Linked DNA regions of Homo sapiens: region 1 is linked to region 2. The links are chromatin loops, found by intact Hi-C in ENCODE. Cell type or tissue: HCT116. All regions are shown on one strand. Links, peaks and the distances in the headings refer to the core of each region. The heading gives the core; the rest is flanking DNA. Region 1 has its middle 50 kb from the start of MAP3K10. Region 2 overlaps SPTBN4 (spectrin beta, non-erythrocytic 4).

Region 1 (16,404 bases), core at 3,572-11,571, 380 kb before region 2:
TCCTGACCTCAAGTGATCTGACTGCCTCAGTCTCCCAAAGTGCTAGGATTACAGGCATGAGCCACCATGCCCAGCAAGAATAATTTAATAAAGAGAGTATTTACAGAAATGTATGGACAGGGTTAAGGGAAACCAACAAGGGATAGCAAACTATTTGAAGCTAGCAGCACCGATAGCCATTGCCCCTCCTCCTAGACCAGAAGGAGTTGAGGAGAAAATGGTTACCAAAGCCCAGGATACAGCAAGACCCAAGACAGCCTGGCAGAGAGGGGCTGGAGGAATGAATGCTCTGACATCATTGCAACTACCCTTTCATCCTCTGCTGAAGCCTCCCATTCACTGACCTCATCCAAAGCCAAGAGGTGAGTCCACTGATGTAATCTACACAGGCCAGCCTCCTGGGCACATAGTAGAGTGGAGAAAGGTAAAGGGTGGACCTAGGAGGGAAAATGAAAAACAGGTGGCAGAGATCAATCTATTTGCTCCTCACTTGCTCTTTAGAATGGGGGATTCCAGCCAACCCAGGTTTTTAACCAAAGAGCTAAAGACACAGAGGGAAAGGATGGAGAACGCTCTTTGTTGGCACAACTGCAGTAATTGCACTTGATCTTTGTCCAGATGAAAAAAAAATCTACTGTCAATTCAGCCATATTTCCATCAGAGGTCTTCATAAAAGGCCGCAGAAATGTGTTAAAGAAATAATTAGTAGCGGGATGTGGTGGCACGCACCTGTAATCCCCACCTACATAAAAGGCAGGAGGATCACTTGAGCCCAAGTTCAAGAACAGCCTGAGCAAAATAGCAAGACCTGGTCTCAAAATAAAGAAATAAATAAAAAATTTATTTTTAAAAATAAGCAATTAGCAAATATAAAAAAGTGGCTGCTATAGTCACCACTTCTATAACTAGTCCTGACGCCAGGGTGCTGAATACATAATTAATTGATTGATTAGAAATGCAAGAGACTATTCTGTCATTAATTATAATTGCATGCATGCAGTTGCCCTGGATATTTCCTGTGAAAGACTTTATCATCTTAATTATAGATCTTCCAAAAGAGACAGCCTTAAATAAAATGTATAGATATGTCTCTCTTTTGCGCAGGGGGTGGAGGGGTACTTAGCACATGGACACCTTTTTGTGTTTAGAGAATTCACTATTTTATTTTATTTTATTTTTGAGACAGAGTCTCACTGTCACCCAGGCTAGAGTGCAGGGGCGTGATCTCAGCTCACTGAAACCTCCACCTCCCACCTTTAAGCGATTCTGCTGCCTCAGCCTCCTGAGTAGCTGGGACTATAGGCGCACACCACCACACCTGGCTAATTTTGTATTTTTAGTGGAGACGAGGTTTCGCCATGTTGGCCAGGCTGGTCTGGAACTCCCGACCTCAGGTGATCCACTCGCCTCGACCTCCCAAAGTGCTGGGATTATAGGCTTGAGCCACTGCACCTGGCTCATCAGACCATTTCATTGTCATGTTTTGAACATTGTTCTGGGGGGCTTAGACTCTCAATGGTTTGTTAAGGAGCTCTTTTAAAAAAAATAAACTCTTTGTATTTTTAATCAGCCTGATTCAGCTTCTGTTGTGTGTCTGTTACAAAGAAGTAAGTGAATTTACAACATCTTGTCCAATTAAATGGGATTTAAAGCAGGAACTTAGAAGCTACCTAAAAAGGAGTTATTACCTTAGAATTAACAGGCTGTTGGATGTCAGGGCCCATGTTAGGAAAGATTATGAAGATTAAGAAAAGAAGACCCAGAGCTCTGCTCAGATTAACTAAATTCCCAAGCTGTAAAGTAATTACCCCAAGACCCATGGTCAAAAGAAATGGATTATGATCCCTGATATAGGAAAAAAAAAAAACAAACCTACAAAACCCAGAATAAGGAAGAGATAAGCGACCAAAAATATACCATCCAGATCATTAAATCATTTGGAATTAAGAAAATGTTTACTGCAGTACTGGTTCTCACTCCTACAAAAAAAGAAAGGAAGGATAGAAAAAACCATATTGGTTTTTGGTTTTTTTGTTTGTTTTGTTTTATCAGAGAACTTTGAAGTATTTAGCATTTTAACCTGGTCTTTAATGGTCCAATATTTCTCTACCATGACTGGCAAGATTTGTGTGGCTGGGAATTTAATCAGAAAAGTAAAGAGAAGTGATTTCCCCACAAACTCTCAGATACACGTGGCAGATGTGGTTGGTTCTGGATCTTGAATATAGCACCATTATAATGTAGAGAAGGCAAAGCACCATAGGACTGTAACTTGCAAAAATTTTCATGCAAAGATTGCTCCCCCAGGGCCAAAAGTTGGAACTTTAAAATTATTTATGGACCCAATCCCCTTTCTGAAGGTGAGTTGATGTACCCCTGTGCAGTAGTATTTGTCTATTACATTTTTCATCAGAGAGTACTTTAGACACCAAGCTTTCTTTTCTGAGTGGCTGCGTAAATTTATAGTCTTAGCACTCTATAACAAGGGGTAAGCATAGCAATGAAATATCACTGAGGAATTTATTGATCCTTTATTGAGATATGGCGACATGATTGCAGGACAGAAAAGAATGGATTCTTGTCAAAGCCAGGATTTGAATTCAGCCAGTTCACATTTTTAACCATACTATACTGTATCTTGGAGGGTCTGAAGGATGCACAAGACAAGGTGAATTTTTTGCCAAGAAGTCCACACTCAACCTCTGGGGTAGGCTGAATAACGGTCCCCAAAGATGTTCACATCCTAACCCCCAGAACCTGGGAATATACTGCAGTTTCCCTTACATGGCAATAGGGATGTTGCACATATGAAGCTAAGGATTTTTTTTTTTTTTTTTGAGACAAAGTCTTGCTTTGTCACCCAGGCTGAAGTGCAGTGGTACCATCCTGGTTCACTGCAGCCTCGACCTCCCAGGCTCAGCAATTTACCCACCTTGGCCTCCCAAAGTGCTGGGACTACAGGCATGAGCCACTGGACTGGCCGAAATTAAGGATCTTGAGATGGAGAGATTATCCCGAATTATCTAGTGTGCCCAATCTAATCACCGGGTCCTTATAAGAGAGAGAAGATGTAAGGACAAGGCAGAGGTCAAAGAGGAGAGAAGAAGCCACGCTGCCGGCTGTGAAGGTTTTACTCGTAGTGACTGTGAAGCCACTGCCAGTAATAAGCAGAGAAGAAACAGGATCTGATTTGCATTTCGACAGGAGAATGACTTCGCAGGGAAGGGATAGAAGCAGAGAGTCCAGTTAGAAAACTATTGCAATATCCCAGGGAAGAGGTGATCTGTGTCCTGGCCCAGGTGTTAGCATGTGGAATACTTCACAGATAAAGCCAATGGGATTTGCCGACATATCAGACATGACATACGGAAGAAAGAGAGGAGTCTGTCAAAGATGACTCCAAAGATTTCAGCCTAAGCAAAGGGAAAGATGCAGGTGCTGTTAACTGAGACGGGGAAGCCTGCGGGATAAGCAGGTTTGGGACGGAAGATCAGGATCTCAGCTTTGGATACAAGTAATTTGAGAGCCCATTAAACATTCAAGTGCAGAATTCAGAGGAGAGGTTTGCAGTGCCAATATAAGTTTGAGACTAACGGTGGATACAGAGATACCCTGTCCAGATCCCTCTTCCAAGCAGGATTTGCTGCTTCAGCCACTGGGAGTGCTGTCAGCAGACAACTTTCTGCTGTCAAGTCCTTCAGGACCAGCCTCAATTGCAGAGAGCTGCCTTGACCAAATGCACACCTCTCCGGGGAAAGCCCCAGTAAGGAATATAAGGCCCAGCAATCTGAGCCAAACAGATAACAAGTCTAATAAGCTATTCTCTTCATAAATTTGTACGGCTAAAACAGAATACCTGAGACTGGGTAATTTACAAAGAACAGACATTTATTTTCTCATGGTTCTGGAGGCTGAGAAGTCCAAGATCAAGGCGCTAGCAGACTCAGTGTCTAATGAGGGTCTTATCTGTGCTTCCAAGATGGTGCCTTGAACACTGTGTCCTCCAGAGGGGAGTAACACTGGTAGAAGGCGGAGGGCAAAAAAGGATAAACTCCCTTCATCAAGCCCTTTTATAATACCATTAATCCATTCACGAAGGTGGAGCCTTCATGACCTAAACACACCCCAAAAGTCTCACCTCCCAACACTGTTGGATTGGAGATTAAGGTTCCAACACACGAATTGTGGGGGACACATTGAGACCACAGCAGCTATCTATGCTGCAGAGCTCTTGCAGGGTTGACCATGGCCAAGGTTGTGCCACGTCTAATTCAAATTCTCCATCTGCTCAACCCTGGCTCCCCTCTCCCTTCCACAGGCGTCAACCCCTAATAAGTCTCTTGCACCCCAAACTGCATCTTAGTGTCTGCTTCCAGAGAACTCAAACAACAACAGCCCTCAACAGCATATAGACGGTTATGCAAAGCCTAGAAGTTGCATTTACCTTATTAACAGGTTCTTAAAGTATTTCATGCCAACTTCCCAAAAAAATAGACTCTTCTCTGTCCAGTGAGCCTAACATCCTGACCTGGAGAGGCAAGAGCAGGATTTTTTAAAAGCACTTCATAGAGGCCACAGTAGGAAAGGCCAAAGATGCCCAAACTCATCAGTATTCAGAATATTCTAATTAACACACAATGAGGCCAGGTACGGTGGCTCACACCAGTAATCCCAACACTTAGGGAGGCCGAGGTGGGAGGATCGCTTGAGCCCAGGAGTTCAAGACCCACCTGGGCAACATAGCAAGACTCTGTTCTCCACAAAGAGAAGGGGAAAACCCACAACGGCATACCATTTCATACCCAGCAGACTGTCGAAATGTAAGTCTCTCAATATCAGGTTTTAATCCATAGAATAAAATAAATATCCACACTTCTCGGCCGGGTGCAGTGACTCACACCTGTAATCCCAGCACTTTGGGAGGCCAAAGCGGGTGGATCACTTGAGATCAGGAGTTTGAGACCTGCCTGGCCAACATGGTGAAACCCTGTCTGTACTAAAAAAAAAAAAAAAAAAAAAAAATTAGCCAGGTGTGGTGGCACACACCTGTAATCCCAGCTACTCAGGAGGCTGAGGCATGAGAATCACTTGAACCCAGGAGGCAGAGGTTGCAGTGAGCAGAGATCACAACACTACACTCCAGCCTGGGTGACAGAGTAAGACTCCACCTGAAAAATAATAAATAAATAAATAAATCACACTTCTGCATGGATCGAAATAAAAAAATAAATACATGAGGAGAAGGGATGGTTCTATCTTTCAGTAGATTTACAATTTATAAATGTAAAAGGAGAAAGGAATATGAAAAATTACCATTAGTCAAATGTCACAGCAATAACTGTTGCAGACAAGATCCACCAATGGATGCTAAAATTTGTGGGCAAAAGTTTGAGAAGGAAAAAGACTTGTATAGTCTCAAAAAATCTCCTTCAAGATAGTTTTTAATTACCAAGGGGAAAATAGTAACTTTACAGTGGAGATGTGCAGCATACAGCAATTTAAGTGATCAAGGTCAGCATCACCAGCAATAAGATACACTGACATCAGGTGCCTCCTGATATCATGCACTGAGAAGGACACAACATCATTTCTGTGGCGTTCTTGGCAAAAACTCATAACTTTAGTCCAGTCATGAGAAAATGTCAGACAAGCCCAAATTGAGGAATATCCTATAAACTAACTGATCAGTACCATTCAAAAGTGTCAAAGTCAGTTGGGCATGGTGGCTCACACCTATAATCCCAAAGCTTTGAGAGGTTGAGGCAGGAGGATTGCTTGAGGCCAATAATTCAAGATCAGCATGTGCAACACAGTGAGACCCCATCCTGACAAAAAAAATTAGCCGGGCACCATGGCATGTGGCTGTAGTCCTAGCTACTCAAGAGGCTGAGGCAGGAGGATCCTCTGAGTCCAGGAGTTGAAGGTTGCAGTGAGCTATGATCGCACCACTGCACTCCAGCCTGGGCGACAGAAAGAGACCCTACCTCTTAAAAAAGCAAAGTGTCAAAGTCATGAAACACAAGCAAATACAGAGGAAATGTTCCTGTCTAGAAGAGACACAACAACTGAACACAATATGGGAGTCTGGAACAGAAAAAAGGAAAAAAAAAGGACATCAATAGAAAAAGTGTTAACATTCAAATAAGATTGGTAGTTTAGTTGATACTGTGATACCAATGTTAATTTCCTAGTTTTGATCATTGTGCTATGCTAATAACAATAGGGGGAGCAGGATGAGAGATATGTGGGACCTCTCTGTACTATCTGCACTTTTCTGCAAGTCTAAAATTATCTAGCATTACAGCTTCCACCTCACTCTCTGCGTTAACTTGCTCACCATCTGGCCCTCCCCACAGTCCCCATCATGTGGCCTAGCTTCCCCTAGAGCAAGTGGACCCAGAGGAGTGTGAGTGAGCCCCCTTGGAAGGGCATTCTCCAGTTCCTTTAAACCCTTCTGATGACTGAACCCCAGGCCAGTGCCTTCGAACCAGAACCATGTGGATAAGCTGCTCTCAAATACTTGACCCACAAAAAGTGTGTGAGACAATAAATGTTTACTGCTTTTACCTCCCAGATTTTCTTTTTGAAATTCAGAAAGTTGTTGTTGCACATAATGACGACTAGATGGCACCAGAATTCCAAGGATAGAAGCAGGCTGCCAGCATCATGAACTCAATTGCCTCTGAGTTTGTTTACAAATTTATTGCAATCCCAATACAGATATCATCAAGGGTTTTGTGTGTGTGTTTGTGTGTGTGTGTGTGTGTGTGTTTTCTTTTTTTGCCCCAGAGCTAGAAAGAAGCAGTAGCAGCCGTGGCTGCCACCAACTTAGGCAGTAGCTCTACCAAATACTTAAAACGATATAAGTGGCCAGGCGTGGTAGCTCATGCCTATAATCCCAGCACTTTGGGAGGCTGAGGCGGGTGGATCACCTGAGGTCAGGAGTTTGAGACCATCCTGGACAACATGATGAAACCCCATCTCTACTAAAAATACAAAAATTAACTGGGCATGGTGGTGGGCACCTGTAATCCCTGCTACTCGAGAGGCTGAGGCAGGAGAATCCCTTGAACCCGGGAGGCAGAGGTTGCAGTGAGCTGAGTTTGCACCATTGCACTCCAGCCTGGGTGACAAGAACAAAACTCCGTATCAGAAAAATTAAAAATAATAAAAATAATACAATAAAAATAAAACAATATGTGCCCTTGCCATGGTTGGGGCTAAAAAAAAAAAAGTAAATAAAAACAATATTTTAAAATGTGTTACTGATGCATAAATAAGCAGACAGATCAAAAGAAGGTTAGAAAATCCAAAGACAGAAGCAATTGCTGATGGAGATTTATATGATGATATAGTAATTTCTAATTCAGGAAGGGACTTTAGAAAAGGTTTTAATTTAGTAGTGTAGAAACAACTAGATGACCACGTGAAAACAAAGAAGCTTGAATGCATTTCCCACCCCATATACCAGATTAAATCCTAAACATATCAAAGATCTAAATGAAAAAACACAGCCTCACAGATAATAAAACACTGGTGAGTTCCCTCATTACCGGGGAGGGTGTAAATTTTCCAAACTATTACTCAAGATCCAGAAGCCATAAAAGAGAATTTTGTTAAATGACCAAACAAAAAAAAAACAAAAACCTTTTGCGTGGCCACAAAATAAGCCATACACAACCAAAAACTACAGATGACAAAATAAGAAAAATATTTACCACTTATATCACAGAAGAGAAAGAGTTAAAATCCCTAAAATATAAAGTGTCTAAAAATTAAGGGAAAAAAAACAAGAAACCTATTGAAAGCGGGCAAGATACATAAACAGAGAGTTCACGTTAAAAAATGCAAATGCCACCTAAATTTATAAAAATAGCCAGACACAGTGGCTCATCCCTGTAATCCCAGTACTTTCGAAGGGAAGGTGAGGGGATTGATTGATCCCAGGAGTTTAAGACCAGCCTGAGCAAGATGACAAGACCTTGTCTCTAAATAAAATAAAATAAATTAGCTGAGTGTGGTGGCACACACCTGTGATCCCAGCTACTCGGGATGCTGAGGTGGGAGGATGGGAGGACTGCTGGAGCCCAGGAGTTCAAGGCTGCAGTGAGCTATGATTGCACCACTGCACTCCAGCCTGTGTGACCGAGTAAGACCCTGTCTCAAAAAATAAAAAATAAAATATCACACCTGTAATCCCAGAATTTTGAGAGGCTGAGGCAAGCAGATCACCTGAGGTCAGGAGTTCAAGACCAGCCTGGCCAACATGGCATGGTGCATGCCATGTTGCAGCCAGGCAACATGGTGCAGCCAGGCATGGTGGCATGCACCTGTAATCCCAGCTACTCAGGAGGCTGAGGCAGGAGAATCGCTTGAGCCTGGGAGACGAAGGTGGCAATGAGCCAGCCGAGATTGTGCCACTCCACTCCAGCCTGACTGGCAAAGCAAGAGCCTGTCTCAAAAAATAAAAAATAAACTAAAGCTCAGCCTCACTCATAATAAAAGAAACACAATTAAAACTGCCCTGAGATCCTATTTCTCACCTAACAGATTAGCAAAAATCCAAATGTTGGACAGCCCTCTTGTTGGCAACGCTGTGGGGAAACAGGGACTCTTCCATTTTACTGATGGAATATAAAAAGATAAAACCTCCATGGAGGAGAATTTGGCAATATCTAGTGAATTTGCCCTTTGACTCAGCAATCCTACTTCTAGGAATTAGGTCCAAAGACACAGACAGAAATAGGAAACTTCATATGAACGTGCCTCTTCACTGGAGCCCTACGCATGATAGCAAAAAACTGGAAACTATTGCAATAGCCATGAAGAGGGTGCTGCTTAATTCAACTATGCTATATCCACAAATACAGAGCACTGTACAGCTGTGAAAATAAGATATATTAAGATTACATATATATGTGATGTGTGTGTATGTACAAGTGTGTACACACGTGTTTTTTTGTTTTGTTTTTTTGACTATTTGTTTGTTTTGTTTTGTTTTGAGACAGTCTTGCTCTGCCGCCCAGGCTGGAGTGCAATGGCACGATCTCAGCTCACTGTAACTTGCACCTCCCAGGATACAAGCCATTCTCCTGCCTCAACCTCCCTAGTAGCTGGGACTACAGGCACGTACCATGACGCCCTGCTAATTTTTGTATTTTTAGTAAAGATGGGGTTTTGTCATTTTTACCAGGCTGGTCTTGAACTCCTGACCTCAAGTGATCCGCCCACCTCAGCCTCCCAAAGGTCCTGGGATTACAGGCGTGAGCCACCACACCCGGCCCATGTGTACACACATATATAGTCACCTCCAAGATGTAGTTAAGTGAAAAAACCAAGGTGCAAATTGGTATGAACAGGATGTACCTTTTGCTCAATAGAGAGGAAAATGAATACATATGTTCATTGGTTTATATTTTCCAAGTAAATGGAATGTCAAAACAATTTTTGCGATTGGGACTCAATCACCCACAAAACAATGGTTTTGGTTTTTTGTTTTCTTGAGACAGGGTCTTGTTCTGTCACCCAGGATGGAGTGCAGTGGTATGATCACAGCTCACTGCAGCCTCCACTTCCTGGGCTCAAGCGATCCTCCCACCTCAACCTCCAGAGTAGCTGGGACTGCAGACGTGTGTGACCACGCCCAGCTAATTTTTTACTTTTTATAGAGATGGGGTCTCATTATGTTGCCCAGGCTAAAACAATGTCTTAAAGTAATTTAAGATATATTAATTTGACATAAATCCCTAATGGGGTATATCCTCCTGGAAAAAAAAGCACCATAAGAAAATCTTAAACTATATTTAGTCATCATATTACTAGTGATAGTATTGATATTTTAAAATTTTATATATGCACATATATATTCAGATATGCATATATATTCACATACTTCAAAACGTATGCTGATGTCACTACAATTCAAAATTCTCTTTTTTTCTTTGAGAATTCAACATTCTCTGAATAAGAAAAAAGAGGCATAATAATAACATTTTAGAAGTTGTAAAGGGCAAAACTAAACTATGGACACACATTTGGATAACTAATTACTATAAAGAAACACAGAGATGATTGCTATAAAAGTCAGGCTGGCCAGGCACGGTGGCTCACGCCTGTAATCCCAGCACTTTGGGAGGTCCAGGCGGGCGGATCACCTGAGGTCAGGAATTCAAGATCAGCCTGGTCAACATGGCGAAACCCCATCTCTACTAAAAATACAAAAAAATTACCTGAGTGTGGTGGTGCACATCTGTAATCTCGCTACTGGTGAGGCTGAGGCATGAGAATCACTTGAACCTGGGAAGTGGAGGTAGCAGTGAGCCGAGCTCATGCCACCTCACTCCAGCCTGGATGACAGAGTGAGACTCTATCTTAAAAAAAAAAAAAAAAAAAAGTCAGGCTGAGGGTTAATTTTGGTAGAGAGAAGGGAGGGGCTGGGCCTGGGCGCCTGGGCTAGGGCACGTGGAGAGGCTTATGAACAGCTGGCAAATTCTATTTCTTGACTTACATGTGGTTACAAGTGGCTTGCCTTAAAATAACACAATTTGTGTGTTTCGCTGAATTTCAGGAACTCCTATTTTAAGAACTTCCTGGGGTTTTTTTTTTTTTTTTAACAAAGAAATGTAGTACTTTGTTTTTTAAAAGGAAGATTTTTATTATATGAATCAATACCTAATAAATTAGAAGCAAAGCCTCTTGCAGAGAAAAAGATCCACCAATAAGGAGATCTGCGTTTCTTCAGGGGAAAAAAAAAATCATCTCCATCACAGAATTGAAAACAAAGGAATAATCGTACAGATTTGGGAAGCTGGGGACTTTGCCTTTGTTTTCCTTATTTTAAATTAGGAATGCTGGCTGATGAAATCAGAGCACCCTGTGAAAAGAACTGTACCAGACATCTTGATCAGCACCATTTTGGGCCTCTGCAATGTCAAATAAATTTGAATATATTTTTGCTTTTACAACGTTATGCTAGCTGTGAAACCACTTGAAATGCAGCATTTCCTGACAATGACAAAGCTCCTCCACGGGAAACTCTCTTTCTTTCTAATGTGTTAAGAAATAGACTTACATCAAAAAGAAAAGCATTCTCTATGAAACACAAACGCTTTGGAAGTGTCTAAAGGTGCCACAAAGGTTGCAATTCTCTCTCCACTTGCAAGAATTTTTTTTTTTTTTTCCCGAGATGGAGTCTTGCTCTGTCACCCAGGCTAGAGTGCAGTGGCTTGATCTCGGCTCACTACAACCTCCACCTCCCAGGTTCAAGCAATTATCCAGCCTCATCCTCCCAAGTAGATGGGATTACAGGCACATGCCACCATGCCCGGCTAATTTTTATTTTTAGTAGAGACGGGGTTTCACCATGTTTGCCAGGCTGGTCTCAAACTCCTGACCTAGTTGATCCACCCACCTCAGCCTCCCAAAGTGCTGGGATTACAGGCGTGAGCCACCAAGCCTGGCCTTTTTTTTTTTTTTTTTTTTTTTTTTTAAAGACAGGGTCTCACTCTGTTGGCCAGGCTGAAGTGCAGTGGTGTGATCTCGGCTCACTGCAACCTTGAACTCCTGGGCTCAAGTGATCCTCCTGCCTTGGCCTCCCAAGGTGCTGGGATTACAGGTACCAGGTGAGCCTTCACACCCGGCTCACTTACAAGATTATAGTGAGATCAAACGTGGAGAACTTCTGATCCAGATTCAAATGGTCTAGATTTATATTCTGGCTCCCTCACTTACTAGCTGCGTGACCTTAATCAAATCACTTAACCTCTCTGATTCTGTGACCACACACATAAAACTGAGATATGACAATGCCTACCTCCTAGAGGTTGTCATGAGAATAAACTGTTTTAACAGAAGTAAGACACTTAGGACAGGGCAAAGCTATCTTGAGCCTTACTAGGCCAAGGGACCAGAGAAGCTCAGATCCAAGCACTCCATACTGAGTGGCCATGCTGCAAAACTCCCACAAACCCCAAATCAACACAGATTGGCTGGGCAAGGTGGCTCGCACCTATAATCCCAGCACTTTGGGAGGCTGAGGTGGGTGGATCACTTGAGCCCAGGGATTTGAGACGAAAGAAAGAATGAGAGAGAGAGAGAGAAAGAGAGGAAGGAAGGAAGGAAGGAAGGAAGGAAGGAAGGAAGGAAGGAAGGAAGGAAGTTAGGAAGTTTATTCTCTTACTGTTCTGGAGGTCAGAAGCCAACAATCAGCTTCCCTGGGCAAGCAAACAAGAAAGAGAAAAGAAAGGAAATAACACAGATTTATTCTCTTACAGTTCTGGAGGTCAGAAGCCAGCAATCAGCTTCCCTGGGCTAAAGTCAAGTGGTTGGCAGGGCTGATTCTTTCTGGAGGCACTGAGGGAAGACCTTATGTCCTTGTCTTTTTAGCCACCCGTATCCCCTGGCTCGTGGCCCCCTCCTCCTTCTCCAAAAGTGGCCCTCGGCTGGGTGAGGTGGCTCATGCCTGTAATTCCAGCACTTAGGAAGACCAAGGCGGGTGGATCACCTGAGGTCAGGAGTTCAAGACCAGCCTAGCCAACATGACAAAACCCCATCTCCACTAAAAATATAAAAATTAGCCAGACGTAATGGTGAGCACCTGCAATCCCAGCTACTCAGGAGGTTGAGGCAGGAGAATTGCTTGAACCCAGGAGGCGGAGGTTGCAAAGAGCTGAGATCACACCACTGCACTTCGTCTCAAAAAACAAACAAACAAACAAACCCGCATCCCTCTAATGTTTGCTTCCATTGTCACATCGACATCCCTCTGACCAACTTCTCCTGTGTCCCTCTTGTAAGGATCTTTGTGATTCTATTCAGGACCCACCCAGGTAACCCAGGATCATTTCCCCAACTGAACAAACTTAATCACATCTGAGAGTCCATTTTGCCATATAAGGGAACGTTCACAGGTTCTAGGGATTAGGATGTATAAACCTTCTTAATTATTATTAATACTTAGCCAAGCCTTGTGGGGCAAGAGAAACTTTTTCTTTTCTTTTGTTTTTTGGTTTTGTTTTGTTGTTGTTGTTGTTGTTGTTTGTTGTTGTTGTTGTTTGAGATGAAGTCTCCCCCTGTCACCCAGGCTGGAGCTCAGTGGCACAATCTCAGCTCACTGCAACCTCCACCTCTGGGTTCAAGGGATTCTCATGCCTCAGACTCCCAAGTAGCTGGAATTATAGGAACCTGCCACCACACCCAGCTAATTTTTGTTTTTTAGTAGAGATGGGGTTTTACCATGTTGACTAGGCTGGTCTCAAACTCCTGACCTCAAGTCTGCCTCGGTCTCCCAAAATGCTGGGATTACAGGCATGAGCCACTGTGCCCAGCCATGTTTTTTTTGAGACTGAGTCTCACTCTGCTGCCCAGGGTGGAGTGCAGTGGTGCAATTTCAGCTCACTGCAAACTCCTCCTCCCGGATTCAAGCAATTCTCGTGCCTCAGCCTCCCAAGTAGCTGGGACTACAGGCACCCACCACCATGCCTGACTAATTTTTGTATTTTTAGTACAGATGGGGTTTTACCATGTTGGCCAGGCTGGTCTCGAAATCCTGACCTCAGGTGATCCGCCTGCCTCGGCCTCCCAAAGTGCTGGGCTTACAGGTGTGAGTCACCGTGCCCAAACTTTTTTGTTGTGTTTTGTTTTTGAGACAGGGTTTCCCTCTGTTGCCCAGGCTGGAGTGCAGTGGTGCGGTCACAGTTCACAGCAGCCTCAAACTCCCAAGCTCAAGTGATCCTCCCACTTCAGCCTCCCAAGTAGCTGAGACCATAGATGCGTGCCACCACACATGACTTATTTATTTATTTAGTAGAGACAGGATCTCACTATGTTGCCCAGGCTGCTCTTGAACTCCTGGACTCAAGTGATTCTCCCACCTCGACCTCCCAACTGCTGGCATTACAGGCATGAGACACTGCACCCAGCCAGGACATGGAAACTTTGGAGGCCACATTATTCAGCCTACCACAGTCTCAAAGTGTGGTCTGATTCCATTCTGTTGGCTGTTTTATTTCTTCAGGTCTCAGACCTTACGTGGACCTATGGGTGCTACTTAGGACGTAGGTCCAGCCAGAAGTCAGAGAAGGCTACTGGAACTGCCAGTTCAGGACCCTTGAGCTCCCCTGTTACATGCCTTTGTGCAAATTAGGAAAAGGCTGTCCTCCCTTCCTCTGGGTAGACACAGCTCCACACCAGGATGTGTGGCTGGTGAAAGGGCACAGGTTGCATTTCAGCCTCCACATGCCTCCTGGGTCAAACAAATTTGTGCAGTGCACAACCTATACAACCCCAGTTTAAGGCACAGGGCCCCCACCTCACCCTGATTTAAAAAAAAAAATTAGGGAAGCATGCCCAGTCTTATTCTTGTCTTTCTCGGTATAATTTAGATCTGCACAAACTTTCTATCATGACTCACACTTCCTGAAACCCTGGAGCCTCCCAGATGTGAAATCACTGAGAGCTGGCTCTTCAGAAACAGTGACTCCTTTAACAGGCGGGCTTGGAGGACGTCTCTTGTGGGTCTAGGTCTTATAAAACTGACTCCTGCAGGGCTGCCTGGGACTGGTGGGAAACCCTTGGTGACTAGGGTCAGGGCTTCGCAGAGCCCCAGCGCAGGGTGAGATTGGAAGAATTACACTTCCGCCCAGGCGCAGAGCCCTGGCACAGGGTAGGATTGGAAGAATTACACCTCCGCCCTTCGGCCAACGACCAACACCTTCGGAGTCTGCAGAGGTTTGGAGGAGTCCGAGGAGACTTCAAGGCAGAGCTGGCAAGGTCTGGGAGGGAGCGTGGGCTTGCTGCGTTCTCCCCGCGCCCCGATTCCTACCCTCCCGAAGGAGTAGCTGCTCTCTTGTGGGAAACCCATCCTTCAGCCCTTCCACGCATAGGGAGTGGGGTGGGAGGGAGAGCACAGCGCCCTGCTCTTTGTGAAGGCTGCCCCCACAGGGACGCTGGCAGGATCCACCCCATAAACAGTACAGTCTGGGATCAACGACACAGCTCTGTGGATCCTGGGATATCCCCCGTCATCTTTCATTCTCATTTTTCTTGGACATACTAAATTCGTCTCAATCGGAATGAAATTAACAATGATTTTTATTTTCCACTTGGGTGTTTTTTGTTTTTGTTTGGTGCGTAGTTTCCAAATGTTCAACAACTACCATGAATTACTTTTATAATCATAAGTCAATAATATTGTTATAAGGATGTTTCAGGGCTCTGAAATCCCAGCCGGTAACCCCAGCACTTTGGGAAGCCGAGGCAGAAGTCTGAGGGGCTTGAGACCAGGAGTTTGAGACCAGCCTGGGCAACATAGTGAGATCCCCTTCTCTACAAAAAAAAAAAAAATTGAAAATTAAAAAAATAGCCAGGTGTAGTGGCACGCTCCTGTAGTCCTAGGTACTCAGGAGGTGGTGGAGGTACAGGGTGCAGTGGCTCACACCTGTAATTCCAGCACTTTGGGAGGCCAAGGCAGGTTAATCATTTGAGGTCAGGAGTTCAAGACCAGCCTGGCCAACATGGTGAAACCCTGTCTCTACTAAAAATACAAAAAATTAGCCGGGCATGGTGGCAGGTGCCTGTAATCCCATCTAGTCAGGGGGCTAAAGCAGAATTGCTTGAACCTGGGAGGTGGAGGTTGCAGTGAGCCGAGATCACGTCACCACACTCTAGCCTGGACAACAGAGCAAGACTCTGTCTCAAAAAAAACAAAACTTGGCCGGGCGTGGTAGCACGCAGCTGTATCCCAGCTACTCGGGAAGCTGAGGCAGGAGAATCGCTTGAACCCAGGAGGTGGAGGTTGTAGTGAGCCGAGATCATGCCACTGCAGTCCAGCCTGGGCAACAGAGTAAAACAGTCTCAAACTAAAAGAGAAAAAAGAAAATTTTCAGAAAATAAAAACAATCCCTAATAGTAATCACATCCCGATAATACTGTGTGCCAAGATCTGACCCAGAACTGTCTGTGCACTTTTGTTGTTGTTGTTGTTGTTTGTTTTTATTTTTTCATACAGGGTCTCACTCTGTCATCCAGGCTACAGTGCAGTGGCGCAATTATGGCTCACTGCAGCCTCGACCTCCTGGGCTTAAGTGATCCTCCCACCTCAGCCTCCCAAATAGCTGGGACTACAGGGGCGCATCACCGCACCCAGCTAATTGTTGTAATTTTTGTAGAGACAGGGTCTCACCATGTTGCCCAGGCTGGTTTCCAACTCCTGGATTCAAGCAATCCACCTACTTTAGTCTCCCAAAGTATCAGAATTATAGGCGTGAGCCACCGTGAGTAGTTCTTTTTGTCAGAATGGCATTTTTCAGGATATGCTTAATTGGTTAGAAACTAAAATGTGGTACACCCACACAATGGGATATTAGTCAGCCACAAAAAGGAATGAAGTACTGATCCATACTACAA
Region 2 (16,404 bases), core at 94-8,093:
GTTTTAGTGGGTCATATCTATTGCTATTTACTATATTAGAACTTAGTACTGAGAAAATTTAAAATGTTTTTATTTTTATTTATTTATTTTGAGACAGGGTCTCATTACTCTGTCACCCAGGCTGGAGTGCAGTGGCACAATCATGGCTCACTGCAGCCTCGACTTCGCAGGCTCCAGCAATCCTCCCATCTCAGCCTCCCAAGTAGCTGGGACCATAGGTGTGCACCCCCACGCCCAGCTAATTTTTGTATTTTAGGAGTCTCACCATGTTGCCCAGGCTGCTCTCCAACTCCTGAGCTCAAGCGATCCACCTGCTTCCGTCTTCCAAAGTGCTGGGATTACAGGTGTGAACCACTGCACCCGGCTGAGAAATTTGAAAACATTATTTAAAAATAACAATACACTGGGAGTGGTGCGTGCCTGTTAGACCTGTGAGGCTGAGGTGGGAGGACCGCTTGAGCCTGCGAATTGGAGGCTTCAGTGTGCCATAAACGAGTTCATGAATAGCCACTGCGTTCTAGCCTGGGCAACATAGTGAGATCTCACGTCTTAAAAAAATTTTTTTAAATCTAAATATCTAACGTGTTAATATAACTTTTTTATTAAAAATAACTTTTCATAACACAAAATGTACTAAGAGTGGCATTGTTTCGTACCTTTGCAAATCTCTTTAAAGTCTGGTTTAAGAGATGGCAGCTGGGCTTCTCTTAAATCAGAGTCGGCTTCTGCTCTCAGTCTCTCCTGCCGCCTCTGGAAAACTCCACTGAACACTCGGGAAAGAATGAGAGTGAAAAAGCAAATGGCGTCTTAACACATTTTTATGAAGATAGTTTTGTCCTCTATCAGATTACATGTTGAGAATGGCTGCCCTAAGCAAAAGTGCTGCGTAGGGTTCCATTTTACACCGGCAGAAACTGGAGAAACTTTCTGAGGTCACACAGTGGCTGGGTGGCTTGGGCCTGGATTCTACCCTGGGTCGGCGGGCCCTCCGCGCCCAAGAGGAGTCCCTGTCCTCCTCAAGTCACTCTCTTTCCCCTGGGCAGGTGGAACCGCATCGTGGAGCTAGTGGAACAGCGCAAAGAGGAAATGAGCGCGGTGCTGCTGGTGGAGAACCACGTGCTGGAGGTGGCCGAGGTGCGCGCCCAGGTGCGTGAGAAGCGGAGAGCTGTGGAGAGCGCGCCCCGGGCCGGCGGCGCCCTGCAGTGGCGTCTTAGCGGCCTAGAGGCCGCTCTGCAGGCGCTGGAGCCGCGCCAGGCGGCCCTTCTGGAGGAGGCAGCCCTGCTGGCTGAGCGCTTCCCGGCGCAGGCGGCGCGGCTGCACCAGGGCGCGGAGGAGCTGGGCGCCGAGTGGGGCGCGCTAGCTAGCGCGGCTCAGGCCTGCGGCGAGGCGGTGGCGGCAGCAGGGCGCCTGCAGCGCTTCCTACATGACCTCGACGCTTTCCTGGACTGGCTCGTGCGCGCCCAGGAGGCGGCGGGCGGCAGCGAGGGGCCCCTGCCCAACAGCCTAGAAGAGGCGGACGCGCTGCTGGCGCGCCACGCTGCGCTCAAGGAGGAGGTGGACCAGCGCGAGGAAGACTATGCTCGCATCGTGGCGGCCAGCGAGGCGCTGCTGGCCGCCGACGGCGCAGAGCTGGGCCCGGGCCTGGCACTAGACGAGTGGCTGCCACACCTCGAACTTGGCTGGCATAAACTGCTCGGCTTGTGGGAGGCGCGCAGGGAGGCGCTGGTCCAGGCGCACATCTACCAGCTCTTCCTGCGGGATCTACGCCAGGCGCTCGTGGTGCTGCGTAACCAGGTGCCCACTCGGGGTGTACATTTCGGAGAGGGAGAGTCCGAGGCCGCGGGGGGATTGCAGGGACAGGGACATGCGGGGGTGGGGAGGAGGGTGTTTCCTGGGACCACTGGGTTCTGAGGTGGGTGGGAGGTGAGAGAGTATCCGGAATGGATAACTGAGTTTGTGGAACATCCAGTGTGTGTGGAAGTGTGTATGTAACAGAATTTGAGGAGTATCATCAGTGGGGTAGGTTGGTGTCTTATCGGAGGTGACAGTTTGTGGGCTATCCCGAGTAAGTAATGCACGAGGATATTTATTGGAGTGGCTTCCTGGGTTCGTGGATTATCTGAAAGGAAATAAGACTATGAGGTTGATTGGCGATGGTTAAATGGGGTTCAAAGAAGATCTTGGTATGGATAACAAAGGATTAGGATTATGGAGGTAGGTAACAGGCTGAGGGGTTATTGGAGTCAGTCAGTGATTGTGGATTACATGGTGTGGATGGCTAAATTAGCACAATATCTTCATTTCTGGGAATGACAACTATGGATTCTCTGGAGAGAGTAACTGTGTCTGTGGCATGAGGAACCAAGTGCAGTGGTTATCTGGGGACAGCCAATCCAGTTGGGAGATCACTCTGGGATGGGAACCAAGTTTGAGAATTTTGGCAAGATGGAACAGCCAGTTTTCAGATTGTCCAGTGTTTGGGGATCATGTTAGAAAGGGTGCCTGCCTGTACTGGTTATATAAGGGATGCTGACCCAGTTTGAGGATTATCTACAGCAGTGGTCCCCAATCTTTTTTTTTTTTCTTTAGATAGAGTCTTGCTCTGTAGCTAGGCTGGAGGGCAGTGGCGTGATCTCAGCTCACTGAAACCTCAGCCTCCCGGGTTCAAACGATTCTCCTGCCTCAGCCTCCCAAGTAGCTGGGACTACAGGCGCGAGCCACCATGACCAGCTAATTTTTGTATTTTTAGTAGAGATGGGGTTTCACCATGTTGGCCAGGATGGTTTTGATCTCTTGACCTCATGATCCGCCTGCCTCGGCCTCCCAAAGTGTTGGGATTACAGACATGAGCCACTGCACCAGGCCCAGTCCCTAATCTTTTTGGCACCAAGGACTGGTTTTCTGGAAGACAATTTTTTCCACAAACCGGTGGGAAAAGGAGGAATGTTTTCAGGATGATTCAAGCGAATTACATTTATTGTGTGCTTTATTTCTATTGTTATTACATTATAACATATAATGAAATAATTATAAAACTCACTATAATGTAGAATCAGTGGGAGTCCTGAGCTTGTTTTCCTGCAACTAGACGTTCCCATCTAGTGACATCTAGGGGTGATGGGAGGCAGCGACAGATCATCGGGCATTAGATTCTCATAAGGAGTGTGCAACCTGGATCCCCCACATGCGCAGTTCACAATAGGGTTTGTGTTCCTATGAGAATGTAAAGCTGCTGCTGATCTGACAGGAGGCAGAGCTCAGGCAGTAATGCTCACTCGCCCCCCCTCCACCTCCTGCTATGCGGCCCAGTTTTTAACAGGCGATGGACTAGTACCCCTCTGTGGCCCAGGGCTTGGGAAATCCTGATCTAGGGAGTGGAGGAGAAAGGACAGAGAGCCCCTGAATCATAAGATTACTAAATATGGAGCTGAAGTGGCCTTGAGAGACCCTTTCTGACCCACCCATTTAAAAAATAGAGACAGGATCTTGCTATGCTGCCCAGGCTGGTCTCCAGCTCCTGGGCTCAAACAGTCCCCCTGCTTTGGCCTCCCAAAGTGCTGGGATTGCAGGTGTGAGCCACCATGCCCGGCCCTGACCCACTCATTTTACTAGTTAGAAAACTAACCCCAGAGGGAAAAGAACTTCCTTGAGTTCACACAGTACCCAGTTTAGTTGTCTTCTTTTTTTGAGACAGGACCTCACTCTGTCACCCGGGCCAGAGTACAGTGGCACGATCATGACTCACTGCAGCCTTGATCTATGGGGCTCAAGCAATCCTCCCACGTCAGCCCTCCAAGTAGCTGGGACTACAGGCACGTGCCACCATGCCTGGTTAATTTTTTGTATTTTTAGTAGAGATGGGATTTCACCATGTTGCCCAGGCTGGTCTTGAACTCCTGGGGTCAAGTGATCCTCCCGCCTCTGCCTCCCAAAGTGCTGGGATTATAGGCATGAGCCACCGTGCCCAGCCTTCAGTCTTCATAGTAACCAATTTTTTTTTTTTTTTTTTTTGAGATGGGGTCTTGCTCTGTCACCCAGGCTGGAGTGCAGTGGCGTGATCTTGGCTCACTGCACCTCCTCCGCCTTCTGGGTTCAAGCGATTCTCCTGCCTCAGCCTCCTGAGTAGCTGGGATAACAGGTGTGTGCCACTACACCCGGCTAATATTTGTATTTGTAGTAGAGATGAGGTTCACCATGTTGGCCAGGCTGGTCTCGAACTCCTGACCTCAGGTGATCCACCCACCTCGGCCTCCCAAAGTGCTGGGATTACAGGCATGAGCCACCATGTCCGGCCTAATATTAACCAAATATTTACTGAGTGCCTCCTCTGTGCTGGGCGCTATTTTGGGGCTGAGCACACCTCAGGCAACAAAATACAAAATCCTGCCCTCATGTGGTTGACATTCTAGTATGTAGGGGAGGAGAGAGTAAACAAGTCAATGCATCGCTAATATTGCCAGGTACATGCTATGAGAAATAATACAGGAGGGTTGGCTGGGTGTGGTGGCTCACGCCTGTAATCCCAGCACTTCGGGAGTCCAAGGCAGGTGGATTACCTGCGGTCAGGAGTTTGAGACCAGCCTGGCCAACATGGTGAAACCCCGTCTCTACCAAAAATACAAAAAAATTAGCCGGGCATGGTGGTATGCACCTGTAATCCCAGATACTTGGGAGGCTGAGGCGGGAGAATCACTTGAACCCAGGAGGTGGAGGTTGCAGTGAGCCGGGATTGCACCACTGCATCCAGCCTGGGCAACAGAGTGAGACTCCATCTGCTCCCTCCCTGCCAAAAAGAAATAATACAGGAGGGTAGTGGGATAGGGCTGGGGTGGGAGTTGATAAATTTGGCAGGTTGGTCAGAGACCTGAAGAAAGTGAAGGAGCCAGCCATGGGGGTATCTGGAGGGACAGACTCCCAGGCAGAAGCACCAGCATGGGCAACAGCCCCGAGGTGGGACCACAACTGGAATGTTCTATGCTTGCAAGGTTGCGGGGAGTGGTGGCAAGCCAGGCTGGCAGCCTCTCCCAGGTCCTGGAATGGAATGAGGCTGACCTTTGCACCACGCTCCCTCCTCCCCAGGAGATGGCGCTGTCTGGTGCGGAGCTCCCGGGCACAGTGGAATCGGTGGAGGAGGCCTTGAAACAGCACCGTGACTTTCTCACCACCATGGAGCTGAGCCAGCAAAAGATGCAGGTGGCCGTGCAGGCTGCAGAGGGCCTGCTGAGGCAGGGCAACATCTACGGGGAGCAGGCTCAGGAGGCTGTGACCCGGCTGCTGGAGAAGTAGGTCCCCTAGACCCATCCACCCCAGGGAGGGGGCAGAAGATGGGGCCCAGCATAGGGGAGTGGTGTGGGAGGCCAGGGTCCCACTCCTTTCATCACGATTTCTGCTTCTCTGGGGCTCTTTCCTATTTCTATTTAATTCCATGTTGTCTTAGATTTGATTTAAGTGGATTTTTTTTTTTGAGACGGGGTCTCACTGTGTTGCCCAGGCTGGAGTGCAGTAGCACGATCTCGGCTCACTGCAACCCTCACCTCCCAGGTTCAAGTGATTCTCCTGCCTCAGCCTCCCGAGTAGCTGGGGCTACAGGCATGAGCCACCACGCTGGCTAATTTTTGTATTTTTAGTAGAGACACGGTTTCACCATGTTGGCCAGACTGGTCTTGAACTCTTGACCACCCACCTTGGCCTCCCAAAGTGCTGTGATTAGCGGCATGAGCCACTGCACCTGGCCTTAAGTGGATATATTGTGAAAAGGTAACCTGAGGCTGTCAACCCAAAAGATACAGAAGGATATACAATGAAAGGTTTCTTTCTTAAGTCTGCCCTGAGCATGGGATAGCTGGTCCTGTTGTTAAAATGTTAGGCTGGGTGCAGTGACTCATGCCTGTAATCCCAGCACTTCGGTAGGCTGAGACGGGAGGATTGCTTGTGCTGAAGAGTTCCAGACCAGCCTGGGCAACATAGTGAGACCCCTTCTCTAAAATTAAAAAAAAAAAAAAAGCTGGGCGTGGTGATGCGTGCCTGTAGTCCCAGCTACTCTTGAGGCTGAGATGGGAGGACTGTTTGAGTCCGGGAGATTGAGGCAGCAATGAACTGTGATCATATCACTGCAGTCCAGCCTGGATGACACAGCAACATTCTGTCCCCCCTCCAAAAAAAAAATGTGTTAACTTACTTCCCTAGATGCCTCATTATCCATCCTGCTCTTCTGCACCCTCCTTGGGAACCCCCAGACCTCCCCAGATCCAGCAGCTAGAGGCCAGGCACAGGTGTGTTCCAGCTTTCCAGATGGGACAGTGTCCCCTGCCAGGCTGGTTGTCAAATATTTTGCATAAGCACCTCTTCCTGGCCCCAGCCACTCTAGGAAGCATGCAAAGTGAGTGTCTGCATGTCTCTGTGTCTCTCTCATCTCTTGAACCTCATTGTTCTCTGCTTCTGTCGCCATCTGTCTCTTGCCACCACTCTCTTGTCTGTCCTTGCACTAATCAAGCGAAGATATTTATTGAGCATCTACTGTGTGCCAGGCACTATTGTAGGTAGGCACTGAACAAAACAACACCACCACCTCCAGCCATCATGGGAAGTCCTTTCTCATCTTCCAGACCCAGTTCTGTCTGTCATTAGAGCTGTTTCTGCTCCTCCTGGTGACCCTAAATTTCTCCTCTCAGGCTCTCTGGCTCTCTCCGGCATGATCCAGGCCAGAAGGGGACCCAGTACCCCTCCTTCTGTCTTCCCATCTCCTGACAGAAAGCATCCCTGGTCACTTCACTGTGCCACCCCCAGCCCCAGGACCGCTACCCCTTTTCTGTTTACGGCTCAGACATCCTTTCCCTAGATTTATCTGGGGCAAGGCAGCATGCTTCTAAAGGAAACTTTTATGGGAATTCTGTTCTTGAGGATGCAAACTCATCATTTAGTGCCCCCTTTTCCATCCAGGCCTGGATCCTTCCTTTGTTCCACTTTTTTTTTTTTTTTTTTTGAGACAGGGATCTTACTCTGTTGCCCAGGCTGGAGTGCAGTGGTGCAATCATAGCTCACTGCAGCCTGGAACTCCTGGGCTCAACCAACTCTCCTGCCTCAGCCTCCTGAGTAGCTGGACTATAGGTGTGAGCCACTGAGCATGGCCTGTTCCACATTTCTTGAGCACCTGCTGCATGCCAGGCTCAGCAAAACGAGGAGGAGGAGCCCGGGGGACTGTTCATTCCATGATTCATTCATTCATTACTTTTCAGTCATTCATTAATTGCTCCTTTCACTCTATTGTTTATTCACTCATCCTCCAGTCAATTAAACATGTACTGAGCCCGTGCTCTGTACGGAGTGGGGGTGTGTTCACAGAAATGACCAGGACAGAACATGATTCCTGCCTCACAGAGCTCGAACGTTATCTGACAAGGATGGCCCAGAATGCTCGGGGCTGGGATGGAGGAAGTCCAGGCAGAAAGGTCAGGGCCCGGATGGGAGACGTGCAGCCGCTGTGGGAGAGGCAGCATTTGTCCCAGGCTTGTGGTGGGTGAGGTGTGGTCACAGAGGGATTGAGACGGACTAATCTCTGCACCTTCCCACCATCCCAGTCATTTATTTGTCTAGGGACACATTTCCCACCCTGTGGGAGGAGTGGGAGGAGTGGGAGGAGTTTCCACATCCGCCAAGGGGGCAGAGCCATACAGAGCTGGGGACTGGGGCCCTGGGGCCCTGGGGGTCTTAGACCTGGCTTCACCCCTGAATCCGTGACATTCAGGGCAAGTCACTTAGAGCTTCAGCTTGCCTGGCCCCTCACCTGGAACCTGTGTGTGAGGTGCTGTTCTTTTTTTTTTTTTTTTTTTTTTTGAGATGGAGTCTCACTCTGTCACCCAGGCAGGAGTGTAGTGGCGCGATCTCGCCTCACTGCAACCTCTGCCTCCAGGGTTCAAGCTATTCTCCTGCTTCAGCCTCCTGAGTACTGGGATCACAGGAAAGAGCCACCATGTCCAACTAATTTTTGTATTTTTGGTAGAGACAGGGTTTTGCCATGTTGGCCAGGCTGGTCTCAAACTCCTGACTTCAAGTGATCCACCTGCCTCGGCTCCCCAAAGTGCTGGGATTACAGGCGTGAGCCACCGCGCCGGCCGCTAGGTGCTGTTCTTATCTGCGTTTTGCATGTGAGGCTCAGAGGGGAAAACTGACTTGCCCAGAGTCATGGCCAGGAAGTGCCACAGCCTAGATTTGAACCCTGTTGCTTTCTTTTCTTTTCTTTTTTTTAAAGACAGGGTCTTGCTTTGTTGCCCAGGCTGGAGTGCAGTGGTGCGATCACTGCTCACTGCAGCCTCAATCTCCTGGGCTCAAACAATCCTCCTGCCTCAGCCTTCTGAGTAGCTGGGACTAAAAGCATGTGCCACCTTGCTCGGCTAATTTTTCATTCTTTTTTTGTAGAGATGAAGTCTCACTATATTGCCCAGGGTGGTTTCAAACTCCTGGGCTCAAGCAATCCTCCTACTTTGGCCTCCCCAAAGTGCTCGGATTACAGGCGTGAGCCATCGTGCCCGGCCTACTCTGTTGTTCTTTCACCCTCATGGAGACTCAGGGTCTTCCTCATCTCTAGGACTGATGCTTGACAGTTTGGCTGCTGAAGGCCTGGAAAGATTGATTTCAGCTCAATTTCAGAGGCATTTTATCTTTCCTGGCTCCTAAGCTAAGTTGGGCAGGAGGCAGTCAGTGCTTCGCTTGCTTGTCTCAGGCCCTTCCTGTTCCTTCTCTCTGGTTCTGTCTCTGCAACTGTCTCCTATACACTCTGTCTCTTTGCTTCCATCTATCCATCTATTTCTGTATCTCTGTTTCCTGCTCCCTCTCTGTTTTTCTCTCCGTTTTTCTCTCCCTCCATCTGCACCTCTCTAACCCTGTCTTTTCTGCCTCTGTCTTTCACAGATACTGTACTTTTGTTTCTCCCATCTTTTTTCTCTCTGCCACTGTGTTTCTTGCATTCATTCATTTAACAAATATAAGTCGAGCGTGTACTGTATGCCAAGCCCTTTTTCTAAGCATTGGGGACACATCTATGAACAAAACAGACAAAAATCCCTGCCCTCATGGAAATGATATATCCTAGCATGGGAGACAGCCAAGATAAATAAGTAACATATAGCACGTGTTAGATTGCGTTAAGTGCTAAGGAGAAAATTAAAGAAGGGAAGAAAGCCAGAAAGTGTTGGGGAGTGGTCAGGAGGGACCTCACGAAGAAGGTGATCTTTGAGTAGATGTTGGGGGAAGGAGCATTCCCAGCAGAGGGAACGGCTAGTGCCAAGGGCCTGAGGCTTGCTCAAGGCACAGCGAGAAGGGCAGTACAGTTACCACAGAGTGAGGGGGAAGAGTGCAAGGAGAATAAGAGTTTGGAAAGGTGGGGGTGTGGGGCCTGGTAGGTCAGAAAGGCCTCTGAGATTGGCCGAGTGCAGGAGCTCACTCCCATCCCAGCACTTTGGGAGGCCAAGGCGGGTGGATCACTTGAGGTCAGGAGTTCGAGACCAGCCTGGCCAACATGGCGAAAACTCGTCTCTACTAAAAATACAAAAATTAGCCAGGCCTGGTGGTGGGCGCCTGTAATCCCAGCTAGTTGGGAGGCTGAGGCCGGAGAATCGCTTGAACCTGGGGGGTGGAGGTTGTAGTGAGCCGAGATCACGCCACTGCACTCCAGCCTGGGCGATGGAGCGAGACTCCATCTCAAAAAAAAAAAAAAAAAAAAAGGACTCTAAGGACTCTCATGGAGACCCTGGGAGGATCTCTAAGGACTCTCATGGAGACCCTGGGAGGATAGTCTCATTCTCTCTCTCTCCCTGGGGGAGACAGATAGCAACAGGACAGGGATGCATGGGAGCCCATGTGGGATGCCCCAGCCCCATCCACCAGGCCTCTTGGGCACTTTGCCTTGCACTGTGGGCAGGAGGCCAGACTGCCCGGGGCCCATGGTCCCAGCCGGCTCCAGAGTGGTACGGCCTGGGTCCAGCCTGGTCAGTTCAGTCAGGCCAAGGGCCTCGCTCTGCCTGCAGGAGTGCCCACTTCAGCTTCTCTGCGACTCTGCTGTCATCTCTCCCCACACTCTGCTCTCTTCCCTCTCTCCAACTCTGCGGCCCCCTGGTCTGTCTGTCGTCTGTGGGGCTGTCTTTTCCTGGTGGCATTTGCCACTCCTCTGCCTGTCTCTCTCTGGGCTGTCCCTGACCGGACTCCTCCTGTCACTTTCCCTCTCTCTGCCTCCTCTCTTTCGTCGTCTGCTGCTCCCTGAGTTTCTTTCTGGCTCTGCCTTGCTCCATCTCTTTTCTCGTCTTTTTTTATTCTCTCTCTCGCTCTCTTTCTGGTGTCTCCTCTCACTTTCTCGTTTGTTTTGTTTTGTTTTTGTCCCTAGGTATGTCTGTCTTTACTTCTCTGTTATCTTTCTCTCTGGACTTGCCTTTTTTTCTCTCCGTCTATATCTCTTTCTTTCTAAGTGCCTGTCTCTGCCTCTCCCTTTCTCTTCCTCTGTCTGTCTCTCTCTCTGCCCTTCTTCAGCCCCGTCCCTGCGTCCCTGGCTTTGCCCCACTAATTCCTCCCTCTCTCTTACATATTTTCCACGCCCTTCTTCCCCTACCCAGCCCAGTGCCCTCACAGTCCTACTGCCAGCGCCGCACCCCCCAACCCGGGGCCTTTCCCCAGCCCTTATCTCCCCATCCCCAGGAACCAAGAAAACCAGTTACGGGCCCAGCAATGGATGCAAAAGCTACATGACCAACTTGAGCTGCAGCACTTCCTCCGAGACTGCCACGAGGTAGGAACTCCAGGTGTGCTGGGGACGGAGACATCCCCTTTAGTCGGGAGGGAAGTGCTTCTCGGCCGAGGTGGGGGTGGGGACGCCCCGTCTAAGTGGGTCGCGGAGCGATGCTCGCTCTAAGCCGCCAGGGGGCGCGCGGAGCCGGGTCTCAGTGCGCATGCTCCGCAAGTCCCTGCCCGCCCACGCCGACTCCGGGAAACGAAGGAGGGGCCCCGGGCGCCCCTGGCAACCGCGCGTGTCCGCGCCTACGGGTCCCGCGGGGACGCGCGCTGATCTCACCTTTCTCTCCTGAGATTTGTGAGAATCGCTCTACCCCAGGAGAGGGGCGGGGCGGGCGGTGGGGATAAGGGCCGAGGGCCGTGGGGGGGCCAGCGGCCCTGCGCCCTCCTGCAGCCAGCGATGGCTCTGAACCAAGCCCTCGCCCCTTTAAAGGTGTTCAGTAATCAAGCCCCTTCCCTTAGGGATGATCTGCACACATTAGGGACGATCTCCCCTAATCCGAGATGGTCCAGGCCCCCTTCCTTATTAGTGACGGTTCAGGAGACCTGCTGTCTTCCCCTCCTTCCCTTGCATTCCATAGAAACGATTCTAGACTTTGGCCACATTAGAGATGGCCTAGTAAACATTTTCCTAAACCCTAAACAGAGCTAGGCCTGGCCCTGAGCCCCTCCATCTGTGTGACCCAGGATCATCCCCTCCTCCATCATCACCCCGTACCTAAGTTTCTTCCAACCAAAGCTGGTTCAGGAACCAGGTCTAACCCCTAAACCCCTCAGCCTCAATTAAAGACGATTCGACCCTCCCCCCTATGTTGAACACCCATGGGAGATTGTTCTCTCCGCACACGGAATAAACAAGGGCCTCCATACCGTGCCCCCCTCCCCCATAACTGGGGTAGGCCGGGACTTGAGCCACTGGAGGAACCCCCTGTTCCCCCTCGCCCCCACTGGAGATTGTGAGATGTTCCAGGTCGCCCTCCCATATCCCCTGTCCACATGTGGTGGCCAGGAGCCCGAGCTTCTTCCCATTAGAGATGGTTCAGGAGGCCCCCACCCAGCCCCTCACCATAATCCCCACTCCCTTAGTGAGGCAGTCCAAGCCCCAGGCGCTCCCTCCCGGCATTAGATTTGGTCCAGGAGCACCCCCCATCCCTCATGAGATTGTTCTGGATCAGGCAGCAATCATCTGAGATGGCGCAGAAGCCCCCCACCCGAAGCCTTGGGGCGAGTGGTGGTTCCTCCTGCACCCCCACCTGGGGCCCCGCAAAGAGGCGGGCAGGGAGGCAGGCAGGGGGCGCACGCGGGCGGGCGCGCGGCCGCCGCGCGGGGGCGAGGGAGGGGGCGCGCGGCCGCCGGAGCCTCAGCCTTCGCCGCCGCTGCCGCTGCCGTCGCAGTTGAGGGGCGAGCACCCGCCCGCCCGCTGCAGGGACGCCCCGCCAACGCCACTGCCGCTTCAGGTCTCGGGGGCGCCCAGGGGAGGGGGTTGGCGCGCACCCCGCGGACGCAGACAGGGGAGGGGGCTCGGGCGCGTGCCCGCCCGTCGTGGCCGCGGGAGGGAGGGGCGGGGCGGCGCGGGGGCGGGCCGGGCAGGCGCCCGGACCCCCACCCTGGGGGAGGGGCAAGGACGCCGGGAGCTGTCCGCGGTGCTGGCGCGGGCGGGACTGAGGGGCCGGCCCCCAAGGGAGGGGAGCGAAGCGGGGGGACTTCTAAGACCACTTCTAGGGTAATCTGGATTTGCCCTAAGGGTTCAGGGCGTCTCAGCCTTTCGAGGGGGGGCTCTTCTCCGGGTAATGGGGCATCTAAGATTTGCCCTGGGGTTGGGGGTTTCTCAACCTTTTGGGGGGTTTCTTTCTTGTTTTGGGAGGATCTGTATCAGCCTTGGATGATGGAGGTGAATCACTTTTGGGGGGCTCTGCCTTGGAAGATGAGGGGCCTTGGATTTTCTCTGGGTCTAGGGGGCTCTGACTTTGTGGGGCTTTTCCTGGGTTGTTGGATAGTCTGGTTTTGCCCTCCATCATGAAGGAATCACTTTTGAGGGGGCTTTACTTTGAGGATGGGGTACCATCTCTTTAAGGGCTCTGCTTTCACTGCGGGCTGTGGTTGCCGTTGGACTCTTCCCTGCACGTCGGGAACCTGTGAATTGAGTTGGGGGGTTCAGCACTGGACTTGGTTCTAGTGTGTGTATGAAGGAGTGTGATGCTGTCCTGGACCCCTGGGGAGCACATGCTCAGGGGACATGGGCTGGGGTTTGGCCGGCTGGGGATCTGGGATTTGTCCTTGGCTATGACTGCATTTGCCTCCCGGGACCGCGGAGCTGGAGTCCAGTGTTTGTTTTTTTTTTTTTTTTTTTTTTTTTTTTTTTTTTTGCAGGAGGGAGGAGGGAGGATCTTGTGACTGGAGTGGGGAGGAGAAAGGGGAGGAGCAAACTGTTTCAGGTGCCAGGTTTGGTCATGAGTGGGGAAGTTCTGGCTTGGAGGATAAGTCTGGTTTTTTACTGGAGGGGGTTGGGGGAGGCTCAAAAAGCAGCCTGTGATTGATCCTCTCTAGTGCCGTGAGAGGGGCCCACTCTTGGTGCTTGCGTTTTGGATGACTGGTTTTGTTGGTGGGTAGGAGGACTAGAACTGGCTTTAGTTGTAGGGGTGGGGGTGCTGGCCGGGCTTGGGAGGTCCGATCTGATCCACGATGGAGAGTCTGTGGCTAGATTTTGGGGTAGACTGGTTTGGAGAGCCAGAACACAGCTTTGTTTTTCACATTTGGCTGGGGTTGGCTTTGGTTGAGGGCTAGAACTGGTCATGGTTTGGGGATCTATGGTCTTAGAGTCCCAGGGCTAGAACTGGGGAGCCCTGTGGGCTCATTAGGGGTGCTAGATCTCGATTATGGAGGATGGGTCTACTCCAGATTAGAGGGTTAGTTTAGAGAGAGCTAGAGTTGGCTTTAATTGGGAGGTTGTTTGGGGGGTTTATCTGGCCATACTGGAGGAACTGGGGCTAGATATGGGGGCTTCATTTGATACCCTTGGGAATGGGTTGAGGCTCTTGAATTGGTCCTTATTGGGGGGTGGCTAAGATTGAATGAAGTGTCTAAGTGTTGCTATGGGAGGGGTGGTCCTGGGGATGAATTGGGAGTTAGCTAAATTGGGTTGGAGAGCTTGTTTTGGGGGGGGTGATCTGTCCCCAAGTCTAAGAGGCTGACTGGCCCTGCCTTGGGGGCTTGTGGGGAGTTGAGGAGGGCTTCCCTCAGGACAGGGGACAGGGGAGCAAAGGATTGGGCATTCTGGGGACCCTTCCATCCATCCTCTATCCAGGAAAGAGCTTGAGCTGCACCCACCCCCAATATAAAGGCCTCACTTGCAAAGGTTTTTTCATCCTTTCCTATTCCTTCCACCCATACACCCTAGCAGCCCAGGCCCTGAACCTGGGACTTCCTGAAGGGATGGGGGGCTGTGGCAGGTTGAGGGGACCAGCTGAGCCCTCCTGCCCTGTTCTGCACAGCTGGATGGCTGGATCCATGAGAAGATGCTGATGGCGCGGGATGGCACGCGGGAGGACAACCACAAGCTGCATAAGAGATGGCTCCGGCACCAGGCATTCATGGCCGAGCTGGCTCAGAATAAGGAGTGGCTGGAGAAGATCGAGCGGGTGAGGAAGCTGATGGCCCCTCTGCCTGTGCCAGGTGCAGGAGGCCTCCAGGGAGCCCACGTCTCACCTGCTGCACCCGCTGCTGCCATCCTGCTGGTCTTACACCTCTGGACTGACTCAAATCAGCTCCAGATCTGCTCCTAGCTATGTGGCTTTGAGTGATTCATGTAACATCTTTGAGCCTCAATTTGCTCATCTGTAAAGTGGCCAGCATCTCTTCTGAATGGTGCCTGTATCCTACTGTTTGTTAAATATTTCACTTCTTAATATAACCTCCTCTACCAGGTTCCTTCCATACCATTTGGGGCATTTAAGATGGAAGGTTGGGGAGATGGGCTGGGACAGACCCTGGGAAGCCCAGGGTTAAAGTAAACTTTGGATTCTTAGAGCCCTGGGTTCTAACTGTGTCTATGCCTGTTACCAGCTGTGGGGCCTTAGGTAATTGTGTTAACCTCTTGGAGCCTCAGTTTGCTGTTCTATAAAATTAAGGAAATAATAAATATAGCTACTTCCTGGGCTCTGTGCACATAAAGTACTTAACACAAGGCCACGCACCTAAGAGCTGTAATTACTGTGGTCTTGTTACTTTTAATACTTAATGTTACCTAAGTAGCTCTGGGCCACTAAGAACCTTGACTTCAGTCTTGGAGGGACTGAGGTAGATATTTGCTCTAAGCCTCAACCCTCAGAACTTCCCCCTCCTCTGGCTGAACCCCTAGACCTGTAGCCCTGGATATACACACTTTTCTGACTCACACAGAGACACCCATGTTGGCCTTAAACCCTTAAATGGTCATTGATGTTTCATAAATGGTGGCATATGGCGAAGGCAGTCTTCTTGACTTTGAGTTTAATGGAAGTTCATTCTCTCCCTGCCTCTCTGGCTCCCTCTATCTTTCTTTCCTGTCTGTCTATCCCTCTATCCTTGTCTTTCTTACGGTCCTCTCCCCATGTTTCTGATTTTCTGTGCCTGTCTCTCTGTTGATCACTCTGTGACTGTTTGTCTCTCCCTGACTCCTTCCCATGTCTCTGTGTCCATCTGTCTCTCCCTGTATCTTTCTGTCTCCCTCCCCTCACTTCTGTCTGTCTGTCTCTCTCTTCTTGTCTCTCTTCCTTGGTTCCTTCCATTTCTGGGCCTATCTCTGCATCCACCCCTCATGTCTCTCTCTCCCTATGTGTCTCCCACTCCCTGCCTCTGATTCTCTTTTCACATCCTTCCCTGTGTCCTGTCACTCTCCCACACTTCTCTGATTCTCCCCACCATCTATCTATCTTCTCCATCTCCTGCCATCCACCCACTTGGGGCAGGAGGGCCAGCAACTGATGCAGGAGAAGCCCGAACTGGCGGCCTCCGTGCGGAAGAAGCTGGGCGAGATCCGCCAGTGCTGGGCGGAGCTGGAGAGCACCACCCAGGCCAAGGCACGGCAGCTCTTTGAGGCCAGCAAAGCAGACCAGCTGGTGCAGAGCTTTGCTGAGCTGGACAAGAAGCTCCTTCACATGGAGAGCCAGCTGCAAGACGTGGACCCTGGAGGAGACCTGGCCACTGTCAACAGTCAGCTCAAGAAGCTGCAGGTATGGTCTTCCTGGCCCAGATGAGGGCTCCCTATGCCACATGGGGGCCAGGTCAGGGTCCAACCCCACTCAAGGTATGTCAAGTGGAGGGGATTTAATACAGGGATTTATTTCAAACTTGTAGAAGATGAGAAAGGGAATATTGAAGCAATCCAGCTAGTAATAACTGTTGGAAGCAGCCACCACTCCCTAAGGTATGGAGTACAAAGGGAAAAGGAAGGATCTAGAGCCACAAAGCAGTAGGTAAATGACTAGCATGCTAAAGGTTTCACAGGACCCTGACACTCATTTCCTGGATGGAGAAACCAAGGCTCAGGGGTATGGGAATGGCTTTGCATGGAATAACAATGACATTCATTGAGCATTTCTCTACCAGTCTCTGGGCCAAGCACTCACTGAACTCATCCCAGCCACTTCT

The links. Hi-C counts contacts between places; a loop is a spot of excess contacts. Peaks named below come from ENCODE experiments on the same cell type or tissue, not always from the same donor. Only the 100,000 strongest peaks of a DNase experiment are listed, where the experiment ranks them.
Region 1: it touches region 2 in a loop (4-fold over the local background); 9 of 110 quality-filtered maps call a loop at or near these places.

The regions. Positions count from the first base shown.
Region 1 is chr19:40,133,364-40,149,767 of GRCh38, forward strand. No RefSeq gene overlaps it. Among named protein-coding and RNA genes, the nearest start is that of MAP3K10, 50 kb to the right of the region's middle. RefSeq lists enhancers at 11,140-11,289, 11,910-11,959, 14,339-14,633. In HCT116, for the core only: a CTCF peak has its summit at 6,623 (motif pointing right); a DNase peak (open chromatin) is centred at 6,658; H3K27me3 peaks cover 643 bases.
Region 2 is chr19:40,518,358-40,534,761 of GRCh38, forward strand. It overlaps SPTBN4 (spectrin beta, non-erythrocytic 4), which reads left to right. Exons shown (of 36, transcript NM_020971.3): 16 at 1,044-1,794; 17 at 5,080-5,282; 18 at 10,684-10,774; 19 at 14,268-14,414; 20 at 15,723-15,986. Among named protein-coding and RNA genes, the nearest start is that of SHKBP1, 50 kb to the right of the region's middle. RefSeq lists silencers at 4,967-5,262, 10,821-11,140. In HCT116, for the core only: CTCF peaks have their summits at 3,132 (motif pointing left) and 5,085 (motif pointing right); a DNase peak (open chromatin) is centred at 5,104; H3K4me3 peaks cover 1,051 bases; H3K27ac peaks cover 690 bases.